Regions from separate parts of the Homo sapiens genome. Here region 2 is linked to region 1. The links are chromatin loops, found by intact Hi-C in ENCODE. Cell type or tissue: B cell. All regions are shown on one strand. Each heading gives the region's core, and the rest is flanking DNA. Links, peaks and the distances in the headings are about the cores only. Region 1 has its middle 66 kb from the start of IGLL5. Region 2 has its middle 23 kb from the start of GGTLC2.

Region 1 (5,377 bases), core at 110-5,109:
CAAATAATGAGATTCCCCATCTCTACAAAAAATACAAAAATTAGCTAAGTGTGGTGGTGTGTGCATGTAGTCCCGGCTACTCAGGAGGCTGAGGCAGGAGGATCACTTGAGCCCAGGAGTCTGAGATTGCAGGGAGCTATGGATGCACTGCTGCTCTCTAGCCTGGGTGATACAGGGAGACCCTGTCTCAAGAAAAGGAATACACTATGGAAAAGGAGGTGAACGTTCGGTGGTCAGCAGCCTGTTGCTGCCATAGGGGGTTTTAGTGGCCAAAGGCTAAGTGTAATGGCTTTGCTATTGCAGGGGCCACCCTCACTTCCCCGCCTATCCTACCATAGGCTGAGATATTTAGGCCACTGAGATTCTGCACACAAGTCTTACACACAGAATCAGAAGGAAATTGACCAAAGAAAGGCCCTGAGATGGTTGTCCAAATTCCAGGAGGAAGCGCTCATGGTGAACCAGTGCTCTGGTCACACTAGCTGAGTAACTCTTGTTCTAGGAGTGCTGTGGTGACTGCTTTGGGTTGAGGGACGCTTCTGATAATTCTCAACCAGGGGTAAGGCAAGGGGTCTGCAGGCAGGCAGTGGGAATGACTGCTGTACGAGGTCACTGCTTATTCCAACACCAGGAGCCATGCCACTCTACCCCAGCTGCCACAGGAAGGGAGACCTGCAGGCTGCCCATGTAGGAACTCCCCAGGCATTGAGTTTTTGCTGGAGTTGATGGGTCCCAGGGTTGGTTGAGGAAGAGGACAGGAACCTTTCGTGGGGGTGCTGGTGGGAGAAGAGGGGTGTTTCTTGTTTTCCCATACTCTAGGCCCTTCTCTACATGGTCTGGGATTTGCTTGACTTTGCCACCAGATGTCGCTGTCTACTTGTACAGAAGCACGGGGAGGCGACTACAGCCTGCCCAGAACTGAGAATTAAGAAACAGGGTTGCAAAAAGCCCAGTGGTGTCCCGCAACTGGCTTGCACCAGCTCAGGAGAGCTGATGATTTAAGAGCATCTCTTCCCAACTCTGTGTTCAGTGGGGCACCTTGGTAGCTTGAAATCAGCCATGGTGGGATTATTTATACCATGGAAATGGGCAAATGCTACAAATTAGGACTCCCACCGCCCTTGCTACTCTGTTAGTTGTTAAACTTTTCCCAGCACACCAGTGGGCACAGTGACCATTTAATGACAAGGATTGGGAAACTAAGGCTCAGGCAGTTTATTGAATTAGTCACATAACTGGAAAAGAACTCTGTGTGTGAAGCGCTGTGTTAGAGAAAACAAGAGTGAACAAGTCCTTTTCGTCTGCCCAGTCACAGGAGGGAGACTCAATATCTAACTGCAGTGGAGGACTGCCCTGGTGTCTGGCCCACGCATGCTGCCTGCCTGGGTTAGTTGAGAGCTGTAAAGGAGGGTTGTAGTAAGAGCTGCGTGGTGCAAATGGAAAAGTCTGCTGATATCAAGTGTGGTAAAGAGTTAGAGAAACAGAACCCACACATTGCTAGTAGGGTGTAAATTCATCAGCCACATTAGAGGGCAGTAAAACTGAAAATGTGCATTCCTCCTGATCCAGCAGTCCTGCCTCTGGGTATTATCTGGAAGATCTTATTTGCTAATTCCTGCATTACTTGTGGTAGCAAAAAGCTGGAAACAGCCTAAATGCTGTTTAGTCGATATATATATATATATATAAATGTATCACTATATATGTGGTGGTACATATCTATAAAGAGCCTAAATGTGTAATATATAGATGTGCCACACTATCTATTTATAGTGTGTAGAAAGTATATATAGTATATATGTATATATAGTATATATATGTAGCGATACATATACATATATACACACACATATATATATGGCCTAAAAGCCTAATATATAAATGTACACTATATATATATATATATATATATATATATATATATATATATATATATATATGGCTTCTGTGCGGAATAAAAAGAAAGGACAGCAGGGAAACAGGAAAGCACCTTCTCGCCGCGGTGGCCTCGCAGCTTCCCCCAGGTGCTCTCTTTTGGCAAAGCCTAACATTGCAGCGGCGGGCAAAGGAGGGCGCTGTTTACCAGCCGGCTTCCTAGAGCTTGCGAGAAAGGGGCAATTTGCAGCTAGAACATTCCGCTGATAACTGGCAGAGTTCACCCGCTTTCCTACTTAGCTTCCGTATTTATCTTTCTACACACATTTGAACTTCTGAGGAACCAAAAAACAACTCTGTTTCCGTCTAATAAGAAGCAGTTATCCTTTATATGAACGAAATTCTCACCCTCTCCTCCAAGCGAGATGCAGGCTCCCAAGAGCCACTGCATCCACAGCTAACTATATTAGTTTATCTTCATCTTTAGTCACAATTTCACTGAATACTCTGCTAACAACTCATAATAAGAAAAGATAAATGGTTAATAACTCCAAATACATACATATACCACACATGACAAGCAAAGTAAAAAAATGTGCTTTTTTACTTGGTCATGAATAGAATTACCAGATAAAATATAGGATGTCCAAACAGTGAATGCATTTTTAAGCATAAATATGTCCCCAATATTGCATAGGACATACAAATAGTACTTTTAGTAATACTATTTGTTGTTTATCTGAAGTTACTATCTCACTGGACGTCTGTATTTTCGTTTACTAAACCTGGTAAACCCTAGTTATGAGCCACAGATGCTATCTGTGACTTCTTTTGTCCACTACCCATTTGATATTTCCCTGTTCCACAGCTAGAACCTCAGCTGGTTACAGATCTTTATCTGGTGGGAAGATCTAAACCTTCATTCTTGAAGGGTCTGAGTAGGCAGAAGTACTAAGATGATGAGTACTCGGGGTTCTAGGTGAAGTCCTTCTTGCCCCCACTATGTGACACAGCAGCCCAATTTCCCCTCGTTAGCACCAATCAGTCCTTCCAGTAAAGTTGCCCCCGTTTCTGACTGTTAGTTCCAACTCAATGGAGCCATTGTGGTGTCCCCTGGGAGAGGCATTATATTCTTGGGAACTAAGATCTTCAAAGCAGCAGAGCTCAAATGTTCGGATAGCAAGCAAACCTTATTTGAGCGTATTAGGAGGATTATTTGTGGAAGAAGCCACTCTCACTTCTATCCATCTATTCTCAGACCCATGTACTGTGGCTCCTGGGGAGACTGTGTGTATTAACCATGCTCTTTTATTTTCTGTTTTCTGATGATCTGACATCTGGGGCCTTGCTGACCCTGGGGCACTGCCCCTTGCAGGGTTAGCTAATTCTTAGAGATGGCAAACAGTGAGCCTTTCTTGTGCAAACCAACCAATCCAGAACCCATACCCTGAAGCACTTTTTTTTTTTTTTTTTTGAGACAGAGTCTCGCTCTGTCACCCAGGCTAGAGTGCAGTGGCACGACCTTGGCTCACTGCAAGCTCTGCCTCCTGGGTTCATGCCATTCTCCTGTCTCAGCCTCCTGAGTAGCTGGGACTACAGGCACCCGCCATCATGCCCAGCTAATTTTTTGTATTTTTAGTAGAGACAGGGTTTCACCATGTTAGTCAGGGTGGTCTCGATCTCCTGACCTTGTGATCCACCCGCCTTGGCCTCCCAAAGTGCTGGGATTACAGGTGTGAGCCACCGCGCCCGGCCCTGAAGCACTTTCTTTCCTGGGCTCTCACAGGCTGGGCTGCTATCCACCTGCCCTCATCACTCCAAGACCAGGTACCAGACAAGTAGGTATCTAGTTGTTCCTGTGCTCCAGAGCCCACCAAAATTATTCAAACTAGCCAATCCTAAACCTGCTTACCTTGCCTCCCCTGTTCCTTCCCAGTGGAAACCACAATAGAGGTTCTTGCCTGTTTTCTCCCCCTCCCCTCTGCCTCCTGACCAATGCTGCTGCTTCTCTGTGTGGCCCTGTGTGGCGTGGTTTGTTCCCTTTTCTTGAGATCTGTGAGTATAACAAATCTTTTCTTTATACCAGTCATTTCCTTGTCTGCATGTCTTACCATACCTGATTTAAAAATATCCCAGGCACCGTTAAAACACTGTCACTTGATGGTCTTGAGTCAAAGCATAGACTGTACCCTTAAGATAGGACCTCCATATTTCAGGGTGCCATCTCTCAAGTCGTGCCACAACTGAGTCTTCAGTAAGTCACTCCACTTTTAGTCTGGCCGTGCCTGGGCATGGGTATGTAGTAAGAGCAGTTAATTCCATGCTGCATTTCCTTTGCAGTGGAATCAGTTCCCTGATTAGACACAGCACTGTGGGGAATGACACGATGGTGGCCAGGGATCTCAGGAGTCCAGGGTTGGTGATGCTGGAAGAAGCATTACAAGCAGGGATGGCAAATCCATATCCAGAATTTGTGCCCCTTCCATGGTAGAAGAGATCAATGGAATTAATCTGCCAGCAGGAGGCTGGCTGGCCCCCGACATTAATGATATATAAGGGTCTTGGTGTTGGTCTCTGCCCTTGACAGATTGGCCACTTTTGTCAGTGGTAGCCAGGTCAACCTTAGGAAGAGGGAGATTTTCTGCCTTAGGCCATTTAGTGTTATTATAACAAAATAACCAAGGCTGGGTAATTTATAAATAAAAGCCATTTATTTGGCTTATGATTCTGGTGGCTGGAAGGTCCAAGGTTGGGCAGCTACATCTGGTCAGGACCTCAGGCTTTTTCAGCTGATGGCAGAAGATGGAAGGGGAGCAGGCAAAGTGACCATATGGAGGGAGAGGAAGCAAGAGAGAGAAACTAAGGAAGCCAGACTCTCTTATTTAACAACTTGCTCTCGAGGGAAGTAAGCCATTCCTGTGAGACCAATAACTCACTCCCAGGAAAGGCATTAATCTATTCACAATGGATCTGCTCCCATGACCCAAATATCTCCCATGAAGTCCCACCTCCCAACGTTGCCACAACGGGGACTAAATTTCAACATGCATTTTGGAGGGGAAAAACCACATCCAAGCCATAGCAGCCATGCTCATGAGGTAATGCACAGCCTCTACGTGTGCCACCATGACTGTCCCCTCTGTCCACAAGCCCACTGGGCAAATACTGGGATGGCTGGGGAATGAGGTTGACTGACATCTATGGAATGTGTCATTTTGTCCACCTGATTATCGAGGCCTCTTCTGCAGAGAGTGTTCATGTGCCATGTGGTCAGCATTCATATGCAATGCTGGTGTCTGCTCATAGTGTCCATAATGAGGGGCCCATCCCTATGCCTCTTCCCACCCTTCCTTGTCATTAATTTTCAAATCTGATCATTGATCCTTCTGAGTCCCTGACCAACCAGCCAAACCTCTAGCAACTCCTCATGAGTCACCATCATCTGTGTTATTTGCCATCTCTCAATCCAGACCAAGTTGCCAGCGAAATACCCCCATCAGTC
Region 2 (5,377 bases), core at 144-5,143, 290 kb after region 1:
TCACCCACTTTAACTCGGGCCTTTCTTCATGGAGCGGAGGAACAGGCACTATTCTGATTGTGCATGTGTGTGCACATGGATGTGTGTGTGAGCTCTATGGAGTGTTTCCTCAAATGTCTTTGAATGGTTATTTTCTCTATCACAGAAGGTTTCCTCCCATGCACATGCTCATCGGTGCTCATGAATATCTGCAGACTCCAGAGTGCGCTCCCTGTGCAGCTCTCTCCTCTTTGATCCTCTTTCTTCTAGACAGTATTTGGTTTGTTTGTTAATTTGTGAACTCCCTGCAATCCTACTCTGAGAGGGAGAATTCATTGCAATAGGGTTTCAGGAAATTTTGTCAGAAAGAAAATTGTGAGAGGCATGACTGGGAATGTGTTACACCGGAGCGCTCAGCAAGAGACACTTCGTGGTTATTTTAAATGAAAACATGGCATTAAAATCTAGGGACCAGGCAGGCATTGCACCTGAACCACACTGTGAAGGGGGAACATCACTGGGAGAGCAGTTCTCTGCAGCTCAGTGGCATTTTCCAGTGGGGAACAGCTGTGACAAGTCACGGTCTCCCACACAGCCTTGTTTGGATGCTGGATGCATGAGTCCTGAAAATGGCACCTAGATGGAGACACTGCAATGGGCACTGGCCATGATTCTTCAGATCAGGATACCATGAGAGTGGGGGCTGGAGCATCTCAATAATACACGGGGAACTCAGAGGAATAACCCAGGGCATTTGGGCCACAGAGTAGTGGCACTGCCCTAGGTTCAGTCACCACACAAGGAAATACTGGGACCATCACCACTCAATAGATGTCTCCCACTGACTGTACTTCCATTCAAGTCATTTTTCCCCAAGTCACACTCCAGCCCAGAAAACACCAGGACCTACTGGACCTGCCAACCCCGAATTTATTATTGATCCACCTTCTGTAGGGCCTCCGTAGAGATCTGGAAGGAAGGAGGCCTCAGAGTCTCTGATCTGGGTGTACTGGGCCAGACCTGTTCGTGGCTTTGTCCACAGTCCTCCTGGGGCTGGAGGAAGAAGGTGACACAGATGGCAAGGGGTTTGTGTCTCATTTCTCCATCTGCCTGTGTCACTGTGAGATTGTTGTCAGCCGCAGAGTAACAGTAATAGTCAGCCTCATCCTCAACCTGGGCCCCGCTGATGGTCAAGGTGACTGTGGTCCCTGAGCTGGAGCCGGAGAATCGCTCAGGGATCCCTGAGGGCCGCTCACTGTCTTTATAAATCACCAGCACAGGGGCCTGGCCTGGCTTCTGCTGGAACCACCGAGCATATTTTTTTGCCAGTACATCTCCTGAGCAGGTGATCCTGGCTGTCTGTCCCGGAGACACTGACACTGAGGATGGCTGTGTCAGCTCATAGGAGGCCACAGAGACTGCAAGAAAAGACAGGAGAGGGGGCTTGAGGACAAAGGACGCATTGCCAGGAATCCCCCCCAGAGGCAGTGGCAGGGCTTTGCTCAGGATTCAGGTCAGGCTCAACTTGGGGTCTGTGGAGACTGAGCCTAGGGGCAGCACCTGTGCAGAGAATGAGGAGGGGGAGCAGGAGAGGGATCCAGGCCATGGTGAGACATTCAGAGCTCTGCCTCCTGAGCCTACAGCACAGCTGGGCTCCCCAGGCCTCTCTTATTCCCTCTCCAGCTTTTGGGGGCAGTCAGTGTTTGGCGTTTATGCAAATTTACATCCTCTGCGACTCCTCCTGGAGAGATGTCACTCAAACCAGCTGTGAGGGCAGCACAGGCAACAGGAGGAAGAAGCAGGGTCTCAGATTAGAAAATCAGCTGCAGCCTTCAAGCCCTGTGATCACAGTCACCTTTCTGGGAATTAATCTCATGACCACTGTCCCAAACCTCGCTGACCTGGGGTCTGTCCTGGGCCAGGCTCAGCAGAGCTGTGGACCTTCCAGGAGGTTGGCCATGGGCTGAGCTGGGCTCTGCGGAGAGATCTTGCTGACACCTGACTCAGCAGCAGGTGGCCCAGGGACCCATGATCTTCCTCCCCCTGGTCCCTCAGACTCAGTCCCCTCTTGTTCATTTCATCTAAATGCTGTGCTGTGTCATTGGGACACTTGCTGATTATTCAGTGGGAATAGTTGGGTCATTTAAGCAACCACACACCCCTGTGGAGTCAACAGGGCCTCTGGTCTCATTTCAGCCATGGTGCTGCTCCTGCTACATCACCCCTCATTGCCACAAGAGATTAGCAATTGGCACCCTCAGCTCGTCTGTTATTTATGTATGTTTTTCTCATCAATGTTTTATGTAAACTTGCAAAAAGCAGGAGAAAACCACACTGGACTGAAAATCTAACTTCAGGCCCCATGGTCTCTGAAGGGGTCCCAGGGTCATGGTCTCTGCACAGCATGTGAGCTCCAGAGGGTGGGTGGTCCCTGGTTGCCCCAGCCAGGTTCCTGGTCACTCCAGTCAGATCCCTGGTCAGTGTCCTGTCACTGAGTGTGGACAGCCCCATGGTCAGAGCTGAGGCAGGTGAGAAGCCCTGTCCCTCTGAAGAGTGTCTCCTTAAGGATGCTGGGGATGCCCCATGAAGGGATCAGGATCCCAAATGCTTCACCCCACCCACCCGAGACTCCCCTGAGCACAGGAGTTTCCCCCTGAGTCAGAGTCCGCCTGGAGCTGGAAGGTGAGGCAGAAGGAAGTGAGGTATGGTGTATCTGGAAGTGCCCAGGACAGAGGGCTCAGCTCCCCAGGTTGCTGCTGGACTGAGAGGGACAAGGCCCTGAGAGTGGCAGGAGGCTCAGACAGCCATCCTGGGTGAAGAACCCGGGCCCTGGGAGCCCCGTCACCTCACGCTGTGCCCCCTCCTAGAGCACCTCAACCTTGGGATGTCTCCAAAGAAATCCCCTTCCTGAGTAAGCTGCCCCAGTTGACACCTGGTCCCAGCCTCCTCCAGCTGCATTTCCCAGGTGAGGCCTTCACTGTGCCGGGCTTCTGTCAGTGTCCTGGGGTGACACTGTATGAGTCTGACCCTCAGAGAATGGTCACTGCAGCCTGAGGGGATAGGATGAACTGCACTCACTTTCAGTCTGAAGACTGATTCTTGGACACCTGTTGAACGCCAGGCTGGCCTTCTCTTTGCCCCAGCTGGGCAGCCCCAGCCTTAATCCTGACTGCTCCTGGCTGCAGCTCTGCTGCCCCCAGCTGGTGGAGGAGACTCAGCCCAGGAGCTTTTTTCTTCCACGTGCCTCCACAGCACCTGTCACCTCAGAAGTTGAGGACCAGACAGTCCAGCCCCATTCTGTGCAGGGTGACCCAATCTGCCCTGCCCAGCCCAGCACAGAGAGTTCGCACACGCAGGGTAGGAAGTTGGGGCTATAGAAGTGTCTCAGGGTTGAAATGCCCTCCTCTAGTGGTTTTGTTCAGTCCGGACTAATTAGAGTGAGTCAACTGAAGCTCTTCTGCAAAGCTTTCAAAGTCCAGAGAGATGCATGTGCCATCCTACAGGGACCCAGGCTTTCTATGTACTTAGGCATCAAACTGGTGCACCTCCCACCCAATAAGAGCAGCTGTGATTCACTGTGATTTCCTGATGTTCCAGGCACTGCAGCTTAGTTGTGAGCTAACATCACCATCATCGGCACCATGAAAACATGAAATTATGTTTATCTTTATTTTATTCAACACCTCTCAGAGTTTGTACGGAGAGGATTTCTACACTAGCCTAGTCTGCCTTCCTGATGAAGCTGGGAATCTCCTGCTTATTCTCAGCTAGGGACCGCTGTTCCCACCATACAGAAAGCAAGCTCTTTTGAGCCCCTGTCTTGGAATCCCTGCAGAGAAAAGACAAGAAGTTCCACGTCTGAAACCCACTGAAGCCCATTAAATGACATCCCCTCAGCAGGCTTTAATTTACATGACTTTCATTGTTTTTCTGTCTTTTAATTTTGAATGAAGAAAAGAGCTTCCTCAGTTCAGTATAAGCCTCCTCACTTCACAGCAGGTAACACTGAGGCCAAAAGAGACTAAGTGGCTCAGGAGAACAGAGAGCAGTGGGGGCAAGTCCAGGAGCTGATCCAGGTGTCCTGAGTTCTGAACCTGGGCCCTTTCTGGTGGAGATTAACCAGGGTGGGGAAGGAGGGGGCATGAGGGTCAGGCAGGCAGCAGGGCTGTGTCCTGTGGACACACTGCCATCCCCCATCATGGCCTGCCCATCCTGAGAAGCCCATTTCAGCCTGCAGAAAGTGGGGGCTGTACCACAGGCTAGAGCTGGAGAATCTGTGGGGACTGGGGCCTGCTTTGGATGCAGGGCCTGGCCTGGCTCCTGCTGGTTCTCTCTGCACTGTTGCCTGCTCCACTGTCTCCTGAGCAGGTGGGGGACAGGTGTCTTATGGCTAACAGGTGTCTCATGACCCCACACCTTAGGTTAAAGAGATGTTGGGGCTCATTCTCAGGATCCCATCTCCTGAAGCATCACCTGGGCTGAGCTCAGGGTCAGGAATAGGCTTAGGGTCCTGTGGGGGCTTAGCCTGGGGCAGTGTCTGTGGAAAGAGTGAGGAGAGGTAGCAGGTGATGGACCAAGGCCGGGGAGAAACATCCAGGAGCTTTGTCTCTGGAACCCATAGCTGAGCCTGGCTCCCCTCATATTCCCAAAAGTTCCCACGAAAATGCTCCCTTCATCGCGCTGGACTGCAGAGAACTTGGCAGGCTTCAGTGTAGGCTTCGTGGATTTGGTTCATATGGAATTATTCTTCTTCTCATATCTCACATGGAAGTGACTGTCACTGCTTATTTGAACAATCTTGAAGGAAAGACAGGAATCCCAACAGCCCTGGTGTCAGGACACAAGTCAGGAATCTCAGGAGGGTTTTGGTCTTACTTCCTCATCACTTGGGATGTGTGGGACAGCAATAGTGATCAGTGTCACTGCTGGGATCCCAGGGAGTCTCAAAGAAGCTCACTGGCCAGACTTGGAGCCTGAGAATCAATCTTATGTCCACTGTGGAAAATGTTGCTGCTTGTATATGAACTGCAGTAATAATCAGCCTCGTCCTCAGCCTGGAGCCCAGAGATGGTCATGGAGGCCATGTTGCCAGAGCTGGGAGCCAGAGAAGTGATCAGAGACTCCAGAGAGCCTATAACTGACTTCATAAATCATGTGCCTGGGTGCTGCTGGCACCAGGAGACATAGTTATAATGCCCAACGTCACTGCTGGTTCCAGTGCAGGAGATGGTGACCGACTGTCCAGGAGACCCGGGTACTGAGTGAGGCTGAGTCAGGGCAGACTGAGCCCGAGAGCCCGGAAAAAGGAAAAAACACACTCTAGTGAGTCAGTGCTGGGCCCAGGTGAGCCTGAGGAGCAGGAGACTAAGAATCAGCCCAGAGGTCCCTGAGGCCCCTT

The links. A loop is a pair of places that touch in the nucleus more often than their neighbours do. Peaks named below come from ENCODE experiments on the same cell type or tissue, not always from the same donor. Only the 100,000 strongest peaks of a DNase experiment are listed, where the experiment ranks them.
Region 2: it touches region 1 in a loop (14-fold over the local background); 1 of 110 quality-filtered maps calls a loop at or near these places.

What each region holds. Positions count from the first base shown.
Region 1 is chr22:22,951,588-22,956,964 of GRCh38, reverse strand. No RefSeq gene overlaps it. Among named protein-coding and RNA genes, the nearest start is that of IGLL5, 66 kb to the right of the region's middle. RefSeq lists an enhancer at 2,104-2,253. In B cell, for the core only: CTCF peaks have their summits at 650, 849 (motif pointing right) and 2,057; DNase peaks (open chromatin) are centred at 874, 2,074, 2,954 and 3,934; H3K4me3 peaks cover 375 bases; H3K27ac peaks cover 1,600 bases.
Region 2 is chr22:22,664,534-22,669,910 of GRCh38, reverse strand. It overlaps IGL, the pseudogene IGLV2-28 and IGLV3-27. Among named protein-coding and RNA genes, the nearest start is that of GGTLC2, 23 kb to the right of the region's middle. RefSeq lists a silencer at 2,867-3,046. In B cell, for the core only: a CTCF peak has its summit at 3,175 (motif pointing left); DNase peaks (open chromatin) are centred at 1,724 and 3,170.